Linked DNA regions of Homo sapiens: regions 1 and 2 are each linked to region 3. A link is an interaction called in ENCODE POLR2A ChIA-PET data of the cell type or tissue named here. Cell type or tissue: CD4-positive, alpha-beta T cell. All regions are shown on one strand. Each heading gives the region's core, and the rest is flanking DNA. Links, peaks and the distances in the headings are about the cores only. Region 1 overlaps UACA (uveal autoantigen with coiled-coil domains and ankyrin repeats). Region 2 has its middle 31 kb from the start of LINC02205. Region 3 holds the start of LOC107984781 (a long non-coding RNA gene).

Region 1 (7,287 bases), core at 1,858-5,857, 140 kb after region 3:
TCATGTCTTCACTTACTTTTAAAGGAACATAATGATTTTTCATTTCAATTGTTAAGTTATGTGCTTGCTCCTTGAGGAGCTTATTATCCAAATAAACTTTTTCAATTTCCTTTTGTAGTGTCTGATTTTTCAATGTTAACTCAGTGATCTTCTTCCCAAGTTCTCCTGATTTCTGTTCTAATCTGCTCTTAACCTGTTCATGTTCCTCTGGTTTGACGTGCTGAGCAAGCTTGGCCTTAACATTCTCAAGTTCTCTCTTTAACTGTCTAATTTCACTAAGTGATTTTTCATGTTCTCTTTCCATTTCTACTAATTTTTTTGCTTTCTCATTCACTTCATTTGATAATGAGCTCTTCATGTTTTCAAATTTTTCAGCTGGAATGGAAAGGGCCAACTTCGCTGACAATTCTTTTGCCTGGCCTTCCATCTCTGTGACCTTTCTTCCTTTCTTCTCTCGCTCCATTTCACACATACTAAGTTCCTTCTGTAATCGCTTATTTTCTTCTATCAGCTTGCCTTCATCCCTCTTAAACTCTTCTACTATCATCTCATTTTGTTTGATTTGGTTTCTTAATTTCCCCACTTCTGCTGAAGCACCTTCATATTTTACTTTCAAGTCTTTCAACTGATCCTTCAGTTCCTCGGTTAGTCTGTGATTCCCTGAGGCTGCTTCACTTGTTAAGTGTTCTTTAAGGGCAAGAAAATGGGTCTGCATTTGTTTAACTTTACCTTCTGACTCATACATCCTCTTCTGCACATCTTTTAATGCATCTTCTAATTGCTTTATCTGTTCATCTGAATCCTCCTTGACCCTTTCACATTCTAATGCTAAAGCTTTGCATTCTGCCACTTTGTGTGCCAGTTCATTTTGGAGCTTCAGTCGGTCTTGTTTTGCTGACTCACAGAAAGTTCGCATTGCTTCTAACTCTTTCTTTAAAATTTCATTTTCAGAGTATGACGTTTGACTGGGTAAAGATAGTTCCAGAGGTCTTAACATAGATCTGCTTTGCATATGGGCTGGTATACCTGGGGAAGTACACTGAAAAGAAAAAAAAAAAGACATCAATCACAAAAGCCTAAATGAGACATTTACTATACTTATTTGCCAAACTTAGAGAAAGTTAGCACATCATCAGGAATCAAAGGGTTTTCAGATTAGGCAGTAAGATGGAAAAAAAATCACAATGCTGATTTTTGTGGTAAGGAAACAGTTCTGGATATGATTTCCTTAATACATTCACAACATTTTGAGAGTTCTGTTCACGTAAGTCTATTTCTGGCAGAACAACGGACAATGGCCATGGCTACTGGGTGCTATTTTGTCTTTCTTCCCCCATTCATTAACACCTACCCACACATGAATATCATCAACTTTATCAAAACATATTTATTATTTCTATGTTTTATGGTACATAATGTGCTTAGAACTTTAAATTCTGAAGAAAACCATCATATCCTTGAATAAAAACAAGTACTGCGATTTTAAATTTGCAGATAATTTCATAGAATTATAGATTTAACTAATAAGATTTTTGACTTCTGCGTACCTTCACTGTTAATCCAACAGAATATTCTCTGAATTATAAAAATACCACGAAAAGAAACCCAGCTAGTTATCAGAGTTGTCAAGAGAATGATTGGTCACAGCCAGCACCAGGGAAAGAGAGTCTCCCAATAGACAGAAAACACCTGGAGCTGGTGACAGCGGCTTCCTGATAAGATCTCCGGAGCTGGGTGAGCAGGCTCAAGCATGCGCACTAAGAGGCAAAATGGTGGATGTATGACCTTCTTCAGGGAGCATTTGACTGGTAAAGGAAAATAGCCCCTAGAGAGCAGGTGCACAACCTTAGTAAAGGCACTACACATGTGGCCCCTCCTAAGTGCTGACAGGCCACTATGCATGCAGATAGCCTGCCCCCAAGAGAAGAATCAAGGGAGGAGAAATGCAAACCCCAAAACCAAGCCAGTGCATAAAAATCCCAAGCCAAGGGCTGAACAGGGTACTGGGATCTCTCAAGCCGCCCACTTGGCCTTCTTCCAAGTGTACTTTGCTTCCTTTCGTTCCTGCTCTAACACTTTTTAATAAACTCACTCCTGCCCTAAAACTTCCCTTGGTCTCTCCCTCTGCCTTAAACCTACTTCTGCCCCTCAGCCGAATCCTTTCCTCTGAAGAGGCAAGGATAGAGCTTGCTGCAGACCCCTACAGATTTACTGTTAGTTAAATCTGAACTGCCTTTCCCCTGGATCAAGAGGAAAAAAAAAAACCAAAAAATTATATTTTGGATTATTCATATCTGTCTTCCCCTTTATATGGGCAAATATGAAGAGTTAACTAATCACTGTTAATGAACAGAAACTTAGCATCAAATGCAATGAAACTATAATTCAAATCTCTTATTATAACCACTATCATCAAAAACACTCTAGAGGGCACCAGAAACAGCAATATCTGTTTTTATTAAACTCAAGAAAGCAGGACCAACTTGTCTTTGATAATGAAAACCTCACTCTATGTATATATACTTAATGTACAATGCCGCTTTCTCCTCTCTTTATAAAGGCACAAAAATTTTCTTTAAATGTTTTTTAAAATTAAAAAAAAAAACAGTTATTACCTGTGAGTCTGCCATATACATCTGACCTTGTTTAAGAAGCATATCTTCTTTTCCTAAATAAATGCAAATGAATGACATTTTAACTTCAATATCCATACTAAAGTAGGCTAAACATTAATTTGATGTTATTTCCTTTATTATTCAAATAAAAGAGAAGCAAGAGGTACAACACAAAAGTATCCTCATTCTAAAATACCCATTTTCCCCTTATTATTTCTATAAACAGAAGTACCTACAATCTACTGAACAACAGATACTAGGTTGGTTTTTTTTTTTCTTATTTTTTTCTATGCTCTCTCTCAGCAGAATCACTAAAACTTCAGAAATATTGAGGACTCTTAAACTAGGCTACATGATAATAAAACATATATCTTATAATCAATCAAAACAAAAATGATGATTTAAATTTATAGCATAAATATTACTGTTGTAGGAGAGAATAGTTTAATAGTCACTAGGAAACAAAAACAGATTTTCTAGAGAAACTGTTTAACATTGCAGAATAAAAAAGATTATGTAGGGTCTAAAAATAATTCATAAATGTAATTTTAAAATGCCTACTTGCATTAAGACCGATTTCTCCAAATTAGAAAACTATGTTTATGTTCTTTCCATAAAAAAATGAACCCTAAATATCACAAGACAAATGTCTATGTCTACTAATCAACAAGGCAAATTTGGTAATTCATACAATATACAATTTTAAAATACAGGTAGCTAAGGAGAATCAGAGCTTCAGTAATTATCAGAATATGTTAGAAGTTACAATAGTCATCTTAACGTCTTCCTAGTTCCATGTGCTGATGAAGTTTAGCAGCAGGAATATCTTGTACAGTTATTCCTGTATAGTTAAACAAGTAAGAATAAACATTCTTCTTTACTTGAACTAGGTGAACTGTAATGATAATCCATACTTTTATACTTACGGTTACTGAAATGACTTCCTGATCCTAAATGATCACTCTGAAATCAGAAGCATAAAATATTTTAGGGTGAATGCTGCCTCATTTTGTTAAATTCTGTATCTATTTTAGCTCTAAATCATGCAGTCATTAAAACTACATTTTTGACATTCTTGTTTCTCCAGAGCATTATTCTACTCAAACCCACAAAAAGAAACAACACTAGCAACACTTAGAGAGATCAGCTGGGAATAAAGTACTTCACTAAGCATTTTAATAAAAGCAGCCAAGTGTTTTAAGAAAAAACTTTATTGCTCAAAAGAAAAAAAAAAGTGAGCCCTAAATGAACTGAAACAACTTTCAAAGACTACTGTTTGCTACTGCTTTACCTCAAAAGGAAGGAAGTGGCCACATTCATGTCAATAACTCATTTTACTTTACCACTGTAGGAAGCAGAAACCCTACCTCATTGACTATGAAATATCAACATAACCACTTCTTCCAGAGTTTATAAAATACCAAGTACTTTGAAAGTAAAAAGAGAGAGAGAGCAGGAAATGAAACTGAGGCAGAGACCTACACATAGTAATAAATCCATCAATCCATTAGTTAGGAAATAATAGAGAACTCTAGCTACAGTGAATCAAAATATACTGGGTTGTTCCTTTTCCCAAGTAAGCCAAATACAAAGAATCTAATATATAAATTAAAATACTACACTTCAAGGGTAAGAATAGGCCAGGCACAGTGGCTCACACCTGTAATCCCAGCACTTTGGAAGGCTGAGACAGGCAGATCACTTGAGCCCAGGAGTTCAAGACCAGCCTAGGCAACGTGGTGAGACCTCGTCCTTACAAAAAAATACAAGAACGAGCTGGGTGCGGTGGCTCATGCCTGTAATCCCAGCACTTCGGGAGGCTGAGGCAGGTGGATTGCCTGAGGTCAGGAGTTCAAGACCAGCTTGGCCAACATAGTGAAACCCCGTCTCTACTAAAAATACAAAAAATTAGCTGGGTGTGGTGGCGGGCACCTGTAATCCCAGCTAGTAGGGAGGCTGAGCCAGGAGAACTGCTTGAACCTGGGAGGCGGAGGTTGCAGTGAGCCGAGATCGTGCCATTGCACTCCAGCCTGGGCAACAAGAGTGAAACTTCGTCTCAAAAATAAATAAATAAATAACAACAAACACACACAAAAACATTAGCTGGGCAGGGTAACCCAAGGTACTCAGGAGGCTGAGGTGGGAGGATCACCTGAGCCCGGGGAGGTCAAGGCTACAGTGAGTGGTGATTGCACCACTGCACTCCAGCCTGGGTGACAGAGTGAGATCCTGTCTCAAAAACAAAACAAAACAAAACAAAAAACCCCAGAGTGAAATGAAGAGTAAGGACAGGCAGATGTAGTTCATATTTGTATATTTAGGTGTATCAGTCCTAAAAGCTACATACCAAACTCTGAAGTAGTTGACCATGATAAAACAGTCCACAATTCCATGACTAAATTAATGCCACCTCCATTAATCATTAGTGCCCCCACAGTATGAAAAAATACCTATAAGCTTAGTTAAGCTCTTTGTTCTATGGAATATTTAATACTAAAGTTTACAATAACTACTAAATGGCCTCATACATGTATTAGGGGGTGCTATGCACATAAGGAGTTCAAAAAACTTAATTTGGTCTTATTATCTCTATTACTCAAATGAAAACAAATATAAAAGTTGTAACATAAAATCAGTCTCATTCTAAAATATCCATTTTCCCCATATTTTTATACATACAAGGGAAATAGCTACATGTTAAGTTATTATACATAACTCGTAACAGTAATTCCTTTGACAGTTAAGCTTTTTTAAGCATGTGAGATAATACAGCAGTAGATATTCAATGTTTGTAAATGATGAATTCTTAGTAGTTTGTTGGTTGGTTGGTTGGTTGGTTTTGAGACAGGGTCTCACTCTGTTACTCAAGCTGGAGTGCAGAGGCATGATCTCGGCTCATTGCAGCCTCCACCTCCTGGGTTCAAGTGATTCACCTTCCTCAGCCACCCAAGTAGCTGGGATTATAGGCATGCACCACCTCGCCCAGCTAATTTTTATGTTTTTGGTAGAGACGGGATTTCACCATGTTGCCCAGGCTGGTCTCGAACAACTGAGCTCAAGCGATCCAATTGCCTCGGCCTTCCAAAGTGTTGGGATTACAGGCTGAGACACCACACCCAGGCAAATTCTTAGTAGTTTTTAATGGTTGCTGTTATAAATACTGGGTCACATATAAAGTGGGACCTGTAATTTTCTGTTTGAAAGTAAAAAATCATATCTAGCATAAAATTTCATCACAATGAATACGTAGTGACTGAGGAAAATGTCCCCATCATACTGAATGGGAACAGTTACAAAACAGGATGTACTATATGATCCCACCTGTTGAATGAGTATATAACACACAAATTATGTACAAATGTCTGAAAGGATTTCAGTCAGGTGCTAGCAGAGTTAAGATTATAGGTGTCTTTTGCATCTGCTTTCAGTTTAAATATACTTTCTTATTTTTCTAAAGTAAATAAGTATTTTTATAAGAAAAATAAGTTACTTTTATGACTATTGTAAGTTATAGACTTGACATTTTAGACAAATTGTTTGTCTAAAGCTACAGAAAAACATCTTTTTTTTTCTTCCCCTTGAAACAGAGTCTCACTGTCACCCAGGCTGGAGTGCAGTGGCGTGATCTCACTCATTGCAACCTCCACCTCCCAGATTCAAGCAATTCTCCTGCTTCAGCCTCCTGAGTAGCTGGTATTACAGGCATGTGCCACCACGCCCTGCTAATTTTTGTATTTTTCGTAAAGACGGAGTTTTGCCATGTTGGCCAGGCTGGTTTCAAACTCCTGACCTTAAGTGATCCACCCACCTTGGCCTCCCAAAAGTGCGGGGATTACAGGCGTGAGACACTGCGCCTGGCCTATACCTTACACTTAAGACATGCGAAAGTCTAGCTCCTAGAAGAAATACATACATAAATAGTACCGAAATTATATTATACTTTGATTAATACTTAAAAGGCCCTGTATATACTCCTAAATTTTCTCATTCAAGTAATTCTAAGTGTAAAACTAGCATTGTAGTTAAAAGCACAACAGATGCTTGGGTTCAAGTCCTGACTCTGTCACTTATTATTTGTGAAACCCCTCATGGGTAAACCTCTCTGTGCCTCAACCTCCTTACCTGTGAAGTCAGGTAACAATAAAACTTATCACATAGAGTTGATTTCTTTTTTGAGGTACGACAAGAATGCAAAGTACATGGTCAGTGCTATTAAAATATTAGCAATCACCAGTTTCACAATTAGCCTAAAAAAGAGTCTTCAAATGTGAAGAAGATAGAAGCCACTACAGCTAGATCATTCTTTGGGTTATAAAATGGTGTTTCTGAATAATCTTGAAAATTCAGTCACATAAATATGTACACATATTAAGTGTGTATAATACAATGAATTTTTGCATATGCATACCTTTTGTAATTATACACAACCCAGATTAAGATATAAAACACTTCCAGGACACCAAAAGTTTCTTCACACACCTTACTCAGTAACCCCTCACCAAACGGCGGTCTCTATTCTAATCTCTAACATCATAGATTAGTTTTATCTGCTTTTGAACTTCATAAAAATAGAATCGTGCAGTATGTACTCTTTGTGTCTGACTTATCTCTTGCAACACTGTCTGTGAGATTCATACATGTTTTATATTATTTTTCATAATGCACACATAGT
Region 2 (7,287 bases), core at 1,848-5,847, 61 kb before region 3:
TGACATTCACCCAAATGCATCCCATCTGTCTGTTCAGTCTGCTTATGGCCTGCGTCTTTTCAGCTTGGCTCCTCTGTGTCTAAGTTGTTAAATATTTTGGATATCACCTCAACAAGAAATGTCTTTGTGATTTCTTGAGTCCTGGCTCATGAGCAGCAAGGCTGACCTGAGTGCAGAAAGTGACCTGGGGAAATCCTGGTCAAGCTCCCAGAACTCTGCTTCTTAGATGAAGTCAGATAGACAAGGAGTGAGCTTTGCCGAGCAAGCAAATTTTACCACCATCCTGAAAAATGAATCAAGGCAAGGCCCACAGAGGTACCCAGGGCCTAGCTCAGCACCCAGCAGTGCAGGAGCTCAATAAGTACATGGATGGGTGGATGGGTAAGTGGGTGAATGGATGGGTGGGTGGGAGGATGAAGTATATTAACCATGCCTTTTTTCTGTAGCCCTTGTGCTTTGACATCTGGGGCCTTGCTGACCCTGGAGAGACTGCCGCAGTCTCTATAGATAGTCCAGCCAGTCCTACAGATCGTGAAGGACTTGCCTACGAGTGTGCCTTGCTTATGTGTCTGAGTGCAGTCATGCTGCTATAACAAAATACCACAGACTGGGTAATAGATAAAGAACAGAAATTTATTCCTCACAGTTCTGGAAGCTGGAAGTCCAAGATGAAGATGCTGGTGGGTTCCATGTCTGGCAGGTGAGGACTAGTCTCTGCTTCTAAGATGGTGCCTTAAACACCGTGCTCCAGAGGGGATGATACTGTGTCCTCACACAGCAGAAGGGCAGAAGAGAAAAAGGACAAAAGAACCTAGCTAGTTCCCTCCGGCCCTTTTGTAGGGCACTAATCCCATCCGTGGGGCGGAGCCCCCCTAAAGGCCCCACCTCCTAATATGATTGCATTGGAGATTAAGTTTCAACATAATTTTGGAGAGGATGCAAATGTTCTAACCATAGCAATATGCAAACAGTCCTGAGACTACCCCCGCCCCCCACCTCCTCTACTGGGCTGTCACACTCAGGGCCCCTATGCCCCTTCCCCAGTCACCCCAGGGCCAGGTACCAAACAACTAGGGACTGTGTCCCAGAACCTTACATTATTCAAACTAGCCGATCCTAAACCTGCTTGCCCTGCCCTGCCCATCCATTCCCATAGAAACCACCACAAAAGTTCCTGCCCATGTTTTCCCCTCGCCCCCTGCCTCCTGACTGCCCCTGGTGTTTCCCCACGTGGCCCCGCATGGTGTGGCATGCTCCCTTCTCCTGGAACTGTGAGTAACAAGTTTTCCATGGCATCAGCTCCTGATTTATTGGCCGTGCCATACCTGAATGATAATAAAGCCTACATCTTCAATGTAGAGGGAAGGAGGAAGGGAGGGAGGGAGGGGAAAGGTGGATGGAAGAAAAGAAGGAAGGAAGGGGGTTAGATGGATGGATGGATAAAAGGAAGAAAGCAAGGGAGGATGAAATCAACCTGGGCCTCAAGTTTCCACAGGAATGATCTGACTATAACTTTGCTCCATGGTTGAAAAGAAGCAGCTTTCTCCTACCAAGTTTTGGCTGTGTTTGGGAGAATGTACCTTCACAGTGCCACAGGCCAGCAATCAATACAGCATCTTCTCACTCCCTTTGCAGACAGAAAGACCTGGATCTGAATCCTGGCCCTGCCATTCACTGGCCATGAGACCATGGCCAACTGACTTAACCTGTGTGCGAGACACACACATGTATATGTCTACCTTCCGAGTTCCCTGATGCTAGAACCAGAAGATGCAGGCATAGCATGGTTTCCAGCACAGAGTACGCACTCCCCGACATTCATAATGAGTATTATTATTCGGCTATTCTGCAGTCCCGCACCCCAAGTGCCATCTGTTAGAAAGACTGTGCTATTTGGTCTAAATGTCTTCCTCACCCAGAAGCCCCTATTTGGGGCTCTTGGTCTCTGCCTCACCAAAAGCCATGCTAATCCCTTCCTGGTCCCCAGTCCGGAGTTCAGGGCTCGGCAGGCAAACGCGTGCTCCCTATCCAAAGGACTAGAAGGGCCCTACAACGCACCACATGCCTACATTTCACAGACCTCTCTTCTGGAGTTACGCTGACCCCTCCCCATTGAGAGGCTGCTTGGCTTTCCCTGCTGCTTTTAAAGTGAGAAGGGGGAGGACCTTTACGCTGGAATCGCATTTCAATTTCCCCATCTCCCCTGTACACCATCACTCAGTAAAAATAGCTAATTTTAAAATGGCTGCTCTTATGATGGACGAGATTAATGGATCTTGAAGAGCAGCCAGTATACCAACTGCTCCTGCAGCCATGATGAAAGCTAATAATGTAGAAAATTCTGCCAATTCCTTTAATTCATGAATATTTAAGCCTGTGAAAAATCTGTCAGATTATATCATTTTTTTCTGGTGATTTTCCGCCTAAGTACGTTCATGGCAGCCTGCCAGTTGCTCAAGAAACTTCAGCAGGAGCAAAATCATTTTTGTTGTTGTTGTTACTATGGACGGCCGTCTTCTCCTTGCTGAATTTATCCCCTCATCCCCGGGTGGAGGATCAGGTGCACTCGAGACAGCTAAAGGCAACCACGGTGATTTCCCCCAGCAGGCACAGATTCCTCTCCCAACCCAAAGGCTGGCAGGGGCTTTTGTGAAAGGAGACCATGGTTTTCAAATTGTGTTCCACGGCACCCAAGTCTTCCTCCTTGGGGCCCGGGGGGATCACTGGGAGGGGTTTGGGCTGGACATGCTGCGTGCATGGGGCTGCCGGACCCAACTCCCACTTGCACCAAGCAGTTCTGTTTGGTGCATTGAGATTCCCTGCAAATAAGTGTTGCCCCAACTTAAAACAATTTGAAAGGCATGAGCATGGAAACCACAGCTCTAACCCACCCCTCCCGGCTTGAACAACAAAGGGAGAAACTCAGCCCCCATGATGGTAACTGGTAAGCCCACCTCATGGGAAGCACTAGCAGTGGCACCTGAGCGGCAACCAGGATCCTTAACTGCAAGTGAGCGCTCTCTCCCCATCTCCAGCACACTCTGGGTGACCTCTTGGGCTCTGCCTGTTTGGGGAAGGCAGGAAATGAGGCTCAGATGGGCCACGCTCCCCAGCCACAGTGGAAAGTCCTCTCTGAAGCCAAGATGTTTCCTTGCAAAGACAAGAGAGAGCGAGAGAGAATGAGCATGTTTAGTGACTTGAGAGGGAGGGAGGGGTGGCCAACTTCAGAGATGATTATCATTCAGGGACTTGTTGGCTGGAGGAAGGAGCGAGCTTCTTTTTATAGGAGCTCCAGTTCCTCGTTTTGTTCTCTTCGGGTTATTCTCCAAAGAAAGCCGGCTCTTGAGTCAGCTGGCAGGAGAGCGAGGCGAATGCGCTGGTGCTGGCCGCAATGGCCCCGGTTCAACGCTCGCTCCAGCTGGTCACGTCCTCACCGGGGCGGCCGGCGGCCTGCCTGCCCACGCTCTGCCAGGAGCCCAGGTCAGCCCTTGCCTCGCCGGGGCCGGAGCCCGTCCAAAATCAACAAGTCTTTTGTGCCTCTCCTTTGGACGCTGTATAATTACAGCAAACATGTATTGGCGGTGCACAGCGATTGTGAGGCAATTGTTGAAGGATCTCAAATGCGCTTGGCATTTGGTCTTGGAGAGCAATTCGAGGAACCACAGCTCCAGTTGGCTCATGCTGGCCAGAAAACAAGAGATTTTCAGAAGTCGTGAGTGGTGTGTTGGCACAGCCTCCATGTAGTTCATCAGCTATTTCCTTGATAGTGGGTTGCGTTTTACCACCAAGCCAACTGACTGACTCATGAGTCAGGGACTTAAAAAATAAATAAATAAGGGAGGCCATCGGTGCCCGCTGAGCAAAACACGTCAGGCTGCCGACAAAATGGGCCCCTGCTGCTTTCCGGGTGGTTTCATTTTTCCTCTTTTTGTCTTTTTGTTTGAAAACTATGAAAGTGAAACTGCACACCTCCCCCCTCAAGCTATTCTGTTCCCATGGGCAGCCAGAGGAGATGGGTGGGTGACGGGGTCTCCCAGCAACACCATCTCTCGGCAAATTCACATTCCCATCAACCAGGCTTGAATGAGGTGTCTAGTGTGTGCCCGGCTTTCAGAGGGCCTCTGTGGAGGGAGATGATGTTCATTGAGCTGATATTAATTGAACACATGACATGGCCGAGGGCACTCACCCAGGTGTGGCTTGCTTTAGCCTATCGAGAGCTTAATAAGGGCAACAGCTTTAGCCTCAATTTATAGACGAGGAAACGAAGGCTTCTGAGGCTAAGATTCATAGGTCACACACTTAGTAAGTGGCAAAACTGGGGTTGGAACCCAGATCTGTCTGATTCCAGTACTCCTCCTACCAATATTCATGTCATTCCAAGGCTCACTTTTCCATAAATATCCAATGTTTTCAGTGCAGTGAGTTCCTTGAGCTTACAGGGGTGATTCAGACTGACATGGTCCTTGCCCCTCCAAGGCTGACATTTAAGCTGGGAAGACAGAGTCAAGGATGAAGTAGACAATTGATCCTTTCATTGCAATTGTGGTTCTTGCCCTCAAGGAAAAGGACAGAGTGGTTACAGCACAGGGCAGGGAACTTGGCCTGGCCTCACAGGCCTAAGAAATTTGAGGGATGATAGGAATTCAGTGGATAAAGCATTCCTGGAAGTGGGAACCACTGGTGCAAAGACCCCTGGGTGAGAAGAAGGGTGTGGTGTTGTGGGGGAGCTGACAGGAGGTCAGGGAGCCTGGAGTGCCCAGGGTGAGGGAGCCATGTGGGTGGAGAACCTGGCCTGGGCCCTGAAGGCCAAGGAAATGACTGCAGGGGTTTATCCCAACAGCAAGGGGCAGCCATTGATGGGGTCTAAGCAGTGCCATGATCAGATCTGCATTTGTAAAAGGACCCCCCAAAGGACCCCCTTGGTTGCTTTTATGAACAATAGACTAGAGTGACAGGAGTAGGTGTGGGGAAGGTCACTGAGAGACTAGTGATACTAGTGGCTCATGGTCTAGGGTCTAGTTCAAGACACACGCTGCTGAGCACAGCCAGGCCTTCTCTCCCCATCCACCTCATCTCCCCTCAAAGGTGCTCCCAAGGGTCCACCCGCTAACCAAGGTCATCTCATAATTGGGGAATAATCTTACAAATGCAGAAACAACGCCCAAAGAGCAGAGTGACTAGGCTGTGGCCTCACAGCCAGTGAAGGACCCCTATTCCTTGCACCTCTCAGTCCTGTGCCCCAGCCCCTCATCAGCACCTCTGCTGTGCCGGGAAGGGCTCCAGTGCATGCACCCAGCTCCCACTGAGGCCAGGGTTGTGGCGGCTGCAGAAGCCATGTCCCCTTTCTCTCCTCCCTCCTGGCTTCACACTGTTGGAAGCCATTCTTCTAGGCAGTCCCTTGTGGACCCTTCAAGTTGGCTTTTGAAATGGCTTAGCCAGATTTCTTCAGAGTTGAAAAGTGACTCCTTTCACATCTTCCTGCCTTTGCACCTGCAGTTTCTTCTCCAAGCAGTGTTTTTACTGTCTTACCCATCTGGTGACTTAGTGTGAAGTGGAGATCCAGGGTCCAGCGAGAGCTCAGGGATCCTTCCCCCAACTCCCACCCCAACCCCACTCCACCTCACCCTTTACTCTTGCCCAGGATGAGTCAGTCACAAGGGACAAATTTCACATTTTGTAGGGTGCAGGTTTCAAGGAGAACAGAGGTCACAGGACTATAAATGGGTCTCTTTTCTTTTTCCTCCCTGGCAAGACTATCTTTGGATCAGTCAATGCCTGATTGGCATGCTCTCCCCTCCCTTCCCATTCCCTCCCTTCTCTTTTTCTCCTCCCTCTCCTATCCTCTCTTCCCCCCTCCCCATTCCCTCCCCATAGCAGCTGGACCCAAGACCCTCTTTTCAGGACTAGGAGGCCGCAGGCTAGCCAGGGCAGTAGGCTTGGGGCAAATGCCTTCTCCTGCCCTCTGTCTTGTCCTCCCTTTGCTGCTCCCACTCCCTTAGAGGCCAGAGCCAGACTGAGATTTTGTCCCCATGTGGGTTAGGGGGAAGGGGCTCCTAGAGCTGTTCACTGCTGGGTGCCAAGCTTCTACCTCTCTAACGTGTCACTTTGGCTGTTCTGTACCATTGCTATGAGGAGCCGTCAGGGAACTCCTGGGGAAGGGCAGCATCCAGGGTCCCTGGAGCTTTTGACCTAACACCATCCTCAGAGCATCCCAATCTTGCTGCAATTTCTAATCCCCATTTTGCAGGAGGCTCAGAGGGGCTAAGGAACTCTCTTCCTGCTAAGTGGAAATGAGCACGTGAAGCTGAGCCTGTTCTATTGCTTCCCGGATCATGGAGGAGGAGGAAGAGATGGAGGAGGAGGAGATGGAGGAGGAGGAGATGGAGGAGGAGGAGGGAGAAGAGAAGAAGGACACAAGGCTCTGTCCCTATCAGCCATCTGGTGCCCAGAGTAGGGCTGTGCCCCTCAGAGCACATGAGCCCTGCAGAAAACTGGGACATGGAAACGAGCCTCCCCGCCCAGCACCCCACTCCCAAGAGCCCACATGGCAGGGCAGGGCCTGGAGACTGGAGGGCGAGCCCCTGAGACCCCAAAGAACATCGACCAGTCCCAGGAGGGCTGCTGAACCCTGTTCAGGCTCCCCGGCCAAAATACCACTGAGGGCATCAGCTTGATGAGGTGCAGCGACTGGGATTTGATTACTCTGGCCCTGCCTCAGGCTTTTCCCACTCTTTCCTGTGGCTCCAGACAGGAGTACCCGGCCCTTCCCACTCACTGCCCCTTAAGTCTCCCTCAGCATCCCTCCCACCCCAGCGCCCCAGCCCCTGCCAGCCACCTGCTCAAGGCAGGCCTCTCTCCCTCCCTCCGGGCGCCTGCCCTGCCCTCTCCGCCTCCCGATGGCTAGGACAAGATGATTTACAAGAGCGTGGCGGGAGGGACGGCGAGCCAGATTAATGCACCAGTGAGCGGCCGCCTTGCTCACCAAACACACATCATGAAAACTTATTGCTCAGAAAACAGCACAACGCCACTAATTCATAAATGTTCAATGCCCCCCACAGTGGAGCAGCCAGGGCTTATCGCCTCCAGGAAAGAGGAGGCTGGTTCTCCCCAGGCCACCCTCCTCCCACTCGCCCTGCCTGGCCTGGTGGCCTTCCCACCGGCTCCTCAGCCAGGCACCCGCCCATGTGCTGAGCAGGTGGTTTCACTTCCTGGTGGTTTTTATTTTATCTGGCCCGAGGATGCTTCTGGCTGAGCCCTGGGTGGTGTCTTGGGGCAAGGAGG
Region 3 (7,287 bases), core at 1,604-5,603:
GAATGGCTATGAATAGTGATGATTTTCTTTGAACTTTGTAACCCACCTCAGAGCACACCTGTTGCCTACATGCCTCTGCCTGCACCTGGCACCTGATTCAGCCTAGCCCATGAAGACTTTGTGTGTGGGTCCACAGAAAAGCCAGTCTCTGTAGGGCAGGACACTGGGGCCTCATATCCAGGCCCGACACAACAATCCTCTTATCCCAGGCAAGTGGCCCTGGTAGCTGGCGAGTCCAGGAGAGGAGGGACCATGATCAGTTTCCCACAGGCAGCCATGGAGGTGGCATCCAGCCCTCTGCTCAGGAGCCATAGAGCAGATGGTGGGGAGACGCCAAGGGGACAAATGGAGTAGGCTTCTGCTTCTTCACACTTCTGTCTCTCGTGATGCCAGATTCCCAGACCCTACCAGCCACAGCACCAGCAGTGACTTGGGTACGAACCACAGGTTTCTGGATTTGTACCCCACCCAGCTCCCTTCCTGGGCTCTAGGTCCCAGGTCCCACCCTTCCTGAAGGCCAGGGCCCTGTTGCCACCACAATATGACAGAAATCTGTTTCTCCAGCTTACACTCTCCCCAGCCCCTCTGCTATCGTCCTCCCAGGCAGCTGTGCCTCTTTCCACCACCCTTGGACCAGCTGCTTCCCGGTGACTACGGCTTATTTCAAGGGCCCGTGTACTACTCCCCAGGCCACTTTCCTAGGAACTTAGGACAAGGGCCTCACACAAGGCTCAAAGTGCCCTTTGAAAAATGTACTCACTGACTGGTGAGAAACCTAAACTGGGCACAACCCAGGGTGTCAGGGAGTTGATTCTCTCCTACTTCTCAGGTCCCAGCCTTCAGGGGTCCCAGTCACTGCCTCCTGGCCCCCTGGACATATTCTAACTCCCCTCATTTGTTTGAAAGTCTCGGTTCCAGAGTAGAAATGGCTGCTCCTGTGCCCCAGCATTTCTGAAAAGTGATTTCCAGATTGTACCCCACATCTTGACTATACAACTTTTTTTACTTAATTAGGAATTTACTTTATTAAGAACTACTGCCTGGAAAAAAATCAATAAATAGTTTAATAAGCCAGACAATTTAGTCCAATCATCAGGAGTTAAAGTTTATTGGAGGATAAAGTCTGTACGAGTTGTTGAATAATCTAAACCTTGGCCTAGTTCTAAGTAAAAGTAGGTTTGTAGCAGGTGCAAACCTGAGCCCTCTCTCTGCTACCAAAACAGCACAGGAGGATCTTCCTGGGCAGCTTCTACAGAGAACACATGGCGTCCTGTTGCTCTTTTGCACCCAAATGCACGCTGACCACTGATTCTAACCAGGCTCTCCTACCACTGGGAGCAGGTTAAAAGATGTCTGGGATTTCAGAAAGGTGGAAGAAGGAAAAAAAAAAAAATGACTCAACTGGGATCCTGAGGAGCTGATTCCAAGCTGTTGCCTACTCTCATCACCTTCCAAGGAAGTCATCCAAACCCTCTGTTTCTTTAACCATAAAAAGCAGGAAATGATAACCATCTTGTGGATTATTCTAAGGAATGTGAAGAGACACAAAGGAGCTTAGCCAGAGATATTCACAATGAGCATGGCCATGTCTTCCTCCTCCAGCCAAAGTCTCCTGCAGTTACTGAAATCATGCATTTTGAAGGATGAGGAGGAAAAACAACAGAAGGAAGAAGAGGAGGGGAAGGAAGAGGAGGAGGAGAAGAAGAAGAGGAAGGTGAAGGGGAGGGGGAAGGGGAAGAAGAGGAAAGAGGAGGAGGAGGAGAAGAAGGAGGAGGAGGAGGAGAAAGAAAGAGAGAAAGAAAGGAAGGAAGGAAGGAAGGAAGGAAGGAAGGGAGGAAGGAAGGAAGGAAAGAAAAGAATCTGTCTATTGCCAGCACTGCAAAGAGGAAGGAAGCAGGGACAGGGGAGGTGCGGAGGGAACAAGGAGCAGGGAGGGAGAGGAAGTGGAGCTAAGCAGACCAGAAATATTGAGGAATTCCTGGAAGATAGAAAGCAGTAGGAACTGAGCTGACAGAGGAACAAAAACAGAGAAAAATCACAGCCCAAGACGTGAGGAGTTGCAGGAGAAACAAACAGGGATTCTCGAGTACAAATTGAAAAACGTGAATAGACGATGAAGAATCACCAAGCATTAGAAAAACCAGCAACGTAATCCCTGAGCTCACGCAAAGGATGAACACCCAAGGGAAGAGCATCAGCAGAGGAAACAGACAACGAAGTAAAAATAGTAATGAATATTCTCAGGAAGATTCACGATGATGATACACAAATAAAGAATCACAAGTTGCAATGCAAAGCCACGATTCTCAAACTTTAAAATATGCTTATAAGAATTAAAATCATAATGGACAGACTGCATAAAGGAATGAGCACAGTGAAGATCCAATTAGTGAGTTGGACGGTGGAGCTCAGGAAAGTCTCCTAGGACACAAATGGGAAGGCTCAAGAGAGTCTAGGGGTTGTAGGGCCGGGGGGGTGCCTGGCAGGAAGAGGGAGCTCCATCTTTGTTGCTTGAATCTGAAAGGCATTTGATGAGAGGCAGCCCGGTGTCATGGAAATGATTCTTCCATCATCACAGCAACACTATTCATGAGCGTATCAAGTTTTTTTGTGTGTGAATTATGCAAAAGTAGCTTCCAGCCTAGTCCAAGTCAAAAAAATTATACGTTCAGAATCAATGGAGTCTGAATTAGCTACATTTGAGTGCTCAGGGACCTCAAAGGACACACACATGCACACACACACACACAGACACACACATGCACACAGACACACGCACACACACAGAGCTAAACTGAGCTTACTGAGCAGAAGGGTCTCCTTCTAGGGATTATACAGCCCAATGCTCTTGTTGCAGAGAAGAGAAAACTGAAGCTCAGAGAGGCAGAGTTGGCCCCAGACTTCCTCTGACGCTCCAAGCCTCAGGCCATCCTTTCAGAAGGATCCTCGATGTCTCAGGTCCACCAAGCTGAGCACAGTCTTGACCTCTCTTTCCCATTGGCTGGGGGCAAGCCCAAGGACCCTGAGAGCAGCATCTGCAGCATCAGCTCTAGGGAGCAGAACTCCATCAGAGGAATCCAGTGTCCTCTTCAATTTGGGCCACAAAGAAGAAAGGAAGCCAGCTGCGGTCTTTTCTGCCGCATTCAGCTCCCTGCAGGGGCCCCACAGGCTTTGTCACGTGGCCTTCCGGATCCAGTGTGTCTTATTCTCACCCATTTACCCAACCACCCCATTTTTTCAGTAAGCACATCTTCCCTTCAGTTTTTAGTCCCCCTAGGGCACCATCTGAAGCCAGTTTCCTGTTCTCCCTGCCCCTTTATCCTGTGGGTTCTTCTAGAGGAAGGAAAGAATTCAACATTGATCAAGCCCCTCCCATGTACCAGACTCTGCGGGGCATTTGACACACTTGACCTCTTTTAATTCTCACAGCAATGGTGTGATGCAGGCATTCTTTCCCCCTTTTCCAGATGGGAACACTGAGTTCAGAGAAGTTAAGTAACTGAGGGAGGGCCACACAGCCAGCGGACGGGGAAGGCAGGAATAAATGCAGGCCTCTCTGATGCCTTGCTCCTCCTGCACCCAGGCCACCCTCCAGCGAACTTTAAGTCTCCTGAGACTTCTGGGAAAGGGCATTCTACAATAATTGGGGCAACAAAGCTTGGGAATGATATTAACTTCAGGTGGCAGGTAGGTCATGGCCAAATGGGGGCCTTGCCACAAGATTCAAAGCCACTCGATCAGGGAAGCTGCCTAGAGGAGGAAGATTCTGAGCTCATTCCTAGAGGGAGACAGGCAGAATTTGAGGAGCCAGGGAGAAGAAAAGAAGACCTTCCAGGCTTAGCAGGCAAGATTTTAAATTGCTTTAAAAAGTAAAAGACAGTAACTCCATCTGCCTTTAAAGGGGGCAGGGATGTGGAATAATTTATATCAGAGAAAGACTACATCGTGGCCCAGATGCCTTTCACTGGCGGAGTCTGGTGGGGGAGGGTGGCCGCACTGGAGAAACTGATCATTGTAAAGGGAAGATTGGCAGGTCAGGCCTCTGCTGGGTCCAGCCTGTGATTTTGATGTACAAAAATGGGTCCCAGCCCAAGTAGTAGATGTGGAGAGCTAAAAGCTGCTCTGCTAAAGACAGCGAAGGAAACCTGAGCTTCAGGAGGGCAGCCCACGGGAGAGAGGTAGAAGGGCCGAGAAAACAAAGAAAGGGAGAAATGTGAGGTCCAGGGAGAGTGAGGAGCTGGGAGATCCAGACGCCTGGGGGAAATTTTCCCAAGGAAGGTGTGGCCAGGATCTTTAGGGACCAATGAGTGACATTTAATTTGAAGTTCCCTCTGCCATGCCATAACACAAATATACACTCCATGATCCACCTGTCATCAGCAGAACATGTGACAGCGTAAAGCTGTGGTTGCTTTAGGGCCTCAGTGGTAGAGGGGATCAGGCTGTAAGTTTCCCGTTATTCATGAAATGGGGACGTGCAGCACTTTTATTAAATAGGAAAGGGTGACTCCATGACAGGAGAGCGTGGGGACAGCCAAGTGGCTGACATACAGGTTACAAAAGCAGGGATAATAGTGGAGACAATACGTATGAATGAGGTTGGCGGCTTTGATTCACAAGTAAAAGCCCCATCCTCATCCATCCACGTAGGCCATTTCCATCTCATTTTAGGTAGTAGGTCTGTGGCACTTGTCCTGGAGGCAATTAAAGTTGTTTCTTAATAGTAACCGAAGCTCTTACATTGCTGAGTACCAGCTATATGCTGGCACTGTTCTGAGCACTTCCCAAGTATTAAGTCAATTAATCCTCACCATCACCCAATCACGTAGGTTACCATGCTTACCCTCATTGTGCCAATGAAGAAACTGAGGCACAGAGAGGTTACCTGCCAAGGTCATACAGTAAGGGGCATAGGTGAGACTCCAGTGCGGGCGATCTAGCTCCAGAGTCTCAATCTGCATCTCTTCATTATATCATAGAATCTCCCTGCAGAACAGCTCAGCCTCTGCCTTGCTTCATGAGACTGGACAGAAGGACTAGCTGCTTAGAGAACAATAGGAAACCTACAGACCCTCTTGATTCCATAAAAAGTTACCCTTGTTCTTGGTTAATCCAAAGAATAAAATCAGGATCGATGAGTGGGAGAAATGAGAAAATCGATTCCAGCTCTGCAGAAGACTTTGCTAACATGTTGAGTGACCCACACAAATGCATGGTCTCAGTAGGTAGTGAGCTCCCTGTCATCAGAGTGGTGCAAGTAGATACTTTCCAATGACTTGCACACTCAGCTAAGGGGTCTTTTAAGTTTCTCTCTAATTTGAGATTCTATGACTCCAGGAAATTTTCCTGATCTAGAAGAAACTACTTAAAAGAGCGACACTGGGGATCACAGTTTCCGTGGGCTTCAAGTTACCGAAGGTCTGTTGTGTTGGCCATTTCTGAAATCCCCTTTCTCTCCTTGTCCACTTGGTTAACTCTCAGTCCATTCCCACTAGACATGGGGTCTCCCAGGCCCTCCCCACCTCCTGCTCCCTGGTTGACTTTTTCCAATCATCACATCTTTCTGATTACAGCTCACCCTCCCTGCCTGCCCAGTGAGCACCAAAGGGCAGAAATCAAGTCCCATTTGTGGTTCTAAACCCACAGCACTAAGAGTGGGGAAGGTGGTCAATGGGATCAATTCAATTCAGCAAATATGTCTTCCCTCTCAGTCTATTATCCTCCAGTACAATTATCTGTGTTTACCAACAAGCTGTCTCCCTAGCACTATCTTACTGTCCACTCTGAACATCAAGCTCTCTGCCCTATGCACATTCTGTAAATGATTCATGGATGAACAATGTCAGAGATTCCCTCCCCTCTCAGGTGGCTTCCTTGTGGCTTAGTTTTCCAGGGTCCACAGGAGGTGATATGGCCTAGAGTGGCCAGATTTCCAACAGCAGGGATCCTTGTCATTCTACAGCCATATTCATCTCTGCCTGGGGTGCAGACTTAAATGCAGAGTCCCCCTTAGAGGAAGATCTTGCTGGCAGAGCTGGGAGCAGGCAGCTTTGTGGTCAGCCCCTGCAGGGATGGCCTCAGCTGTACTGGGCAGCCACACACAAGGTCACACCTCTCCCCAAGGAGGACCACATCCAGTGACCAATGATCAAGGTGGAGGACTGTGCAGAAACGTGTTAGCAAAGCCACATGAGACTGCTCTCCTTAGAAAGTCCTGCTGGCCAGGTTGGCCCTTGGCTGGCATCTGGGAACCTGGATTTGGGGAGGTTTCCCACCATTCCCTGATAAGAATGTCTCACTGTGCCTATACTGTCCAGACAATACCACGTGTGCTGAGCACCTGCTTTCCTTCTGGGAGCCTGGAATTTAGGTACATGGCAGGCAGAGGGTGCCTGTGTTCCTGGCCCTTCGCTGTCCTGACAAAAGCCCTAAGCCCTGAGTCTCTAGTGAACTGGCAACATTCGACACGTGCAGGCACAGCTTGTTGCTGGAGGAATGATGCTTTCCTGCGTGACTCCGCTCGGAGAGCACTCCCGGGAGTTAGTGCCTGGTTTCCTCTGGACTTCTCTTGTGACTTTTCCCTTTGCTGACTTCATTTTGTATCCTCTGACTGTAACAAGTCACGGCCATGAGTGCCACTATATGCTGAGTCCTGTGAGTCCTCTTAGCTAATCACTGAACCCAGGTGTTGTCATGGGGAGGTCCAGCACAGGGTGCAAGAGACCATTTTGGCTCCAGAGCTCCCTGGGAATCAAGCAAGGCTGTGATTGGGCCTGCCTCACAGATAACCTCCCCTTCTGCCCACTGCAGCAGACTCCTTCCCTCCTTCTCACTGCTGTTGATCCCAAGGGCGCTCCCTAATTAACTCTACCAGAGTGTTAAACTCTGTCTCAGATTTACTTCCCTGAGAACCTAACCTGCAACAGATACAAAACCAGCATTTCAGGACCTGCAATTCACAGGGCATTTTGTCACGTGTTAATTTCATCGTCACAACCTATCAGGTTTTTACAGAGGAGGAAACAAGAACTGAGAGACGTTAAGTGACATGCCCAAGGTCACAGAGCAAGTGAGAGTTGGAGCTGGGACTGACCCCTGGGCAGGATGTTTCCGAAGTCTATGGCCTGTCTCAGAATCAGGCTGCCTCTCACCTGTGGCTCTGAGGCTCCACAGTTCTTCCAGGCCTGGGGACATTCATCATACATTTTCCCACTAAGATATTCCAAGAGGCATCTGGGGACCAGATCTAGGAAGCCCTGAGTGGGAGAGAATTCCAGCACCAGGAAA

Evidence for each region. ChIA-PET counts read pairs that join two places held together with the same protein. Peaks named below come from ENCODE experiments on the same cell type or tissue, not always from the same donor. Only the 100,000 strongest peaks of a DNase experiment are listed, where the experiment ranks them.
Region 1: POLR2A ChIA-PET joins it to region 3 with 5 read pairs; 1 of 35 experiments calls an interaction of 5 or more read pairs at or near these places.
Region 2: POLR2A ChIA-PET joins it to region 3 with 6 read pairs; 6 of 35 experiments call an interaction of 5 or more read pairs at or near these places.

The regions. Positions count from the first base shown.
Region 1 is chr15:70,668,424-70,675,710 of GRCh38, forward strand. UACA (uveal autoantigen with coiled-coil domains and ankyrin repeats) reads right to left here. Exons shown (of 19, transcript NM_018003.4): 14 at 3,542-3,578; 15 at 2,616-2,668; 16 at 1-1,039. Among named protein-coding and RNA genes, the nearest start is that of SALRNA2, 37 kb to the left of the region's middle. In CD4-positive, alpha-beta T cell, for the core only: CTCF peaks have their summits at 2,423 (motif pointing right) and 2,640; a DNase peak (open chromatin) is centred at 3,928; H3K27me3 peaks cover 328 bases.
Region 2 is chr15:70,471,457-70,478,743 of GRCh38, forward strand. No RefSeq gene overlaps it. Among named protein-coding and RNA genes, the nearest start is that of LINC02205, 31 kb to the right of the region's middle. RefSeq lists an enhancer at 7,266-7,287. In CD4-positive, alpha-beta T cell, for the core only: no CTCF peak of the experiment used is centred there; a DNase peak (open chromatin) is centred at 3,825; H3K4me3 peaks cover 919 bases; H3K27me3 peaks cover 281 bases.
Region 3 is chr15:70,532,633-70,539,919 of GRCh38, forward strand. It overlaps LOC107984781 (a long non-coding RNA gene), which reads right to left and starts at 3,115. Exons shown (of 2, transcript XR_007064698.1): 1 at 2,805-3,115. RefSeq lists an enhancer at 3,033-3,202. In CD4-positive, alpha-beta T cell, for the core only: no CTCF peak of the experiment used is centred there; DNase peaks (open chromatin) are centred at 2,759 and 3,159; H3K4me3 peaks cover 2,036 bases; H3K27ac peaks cover 1,866 bases.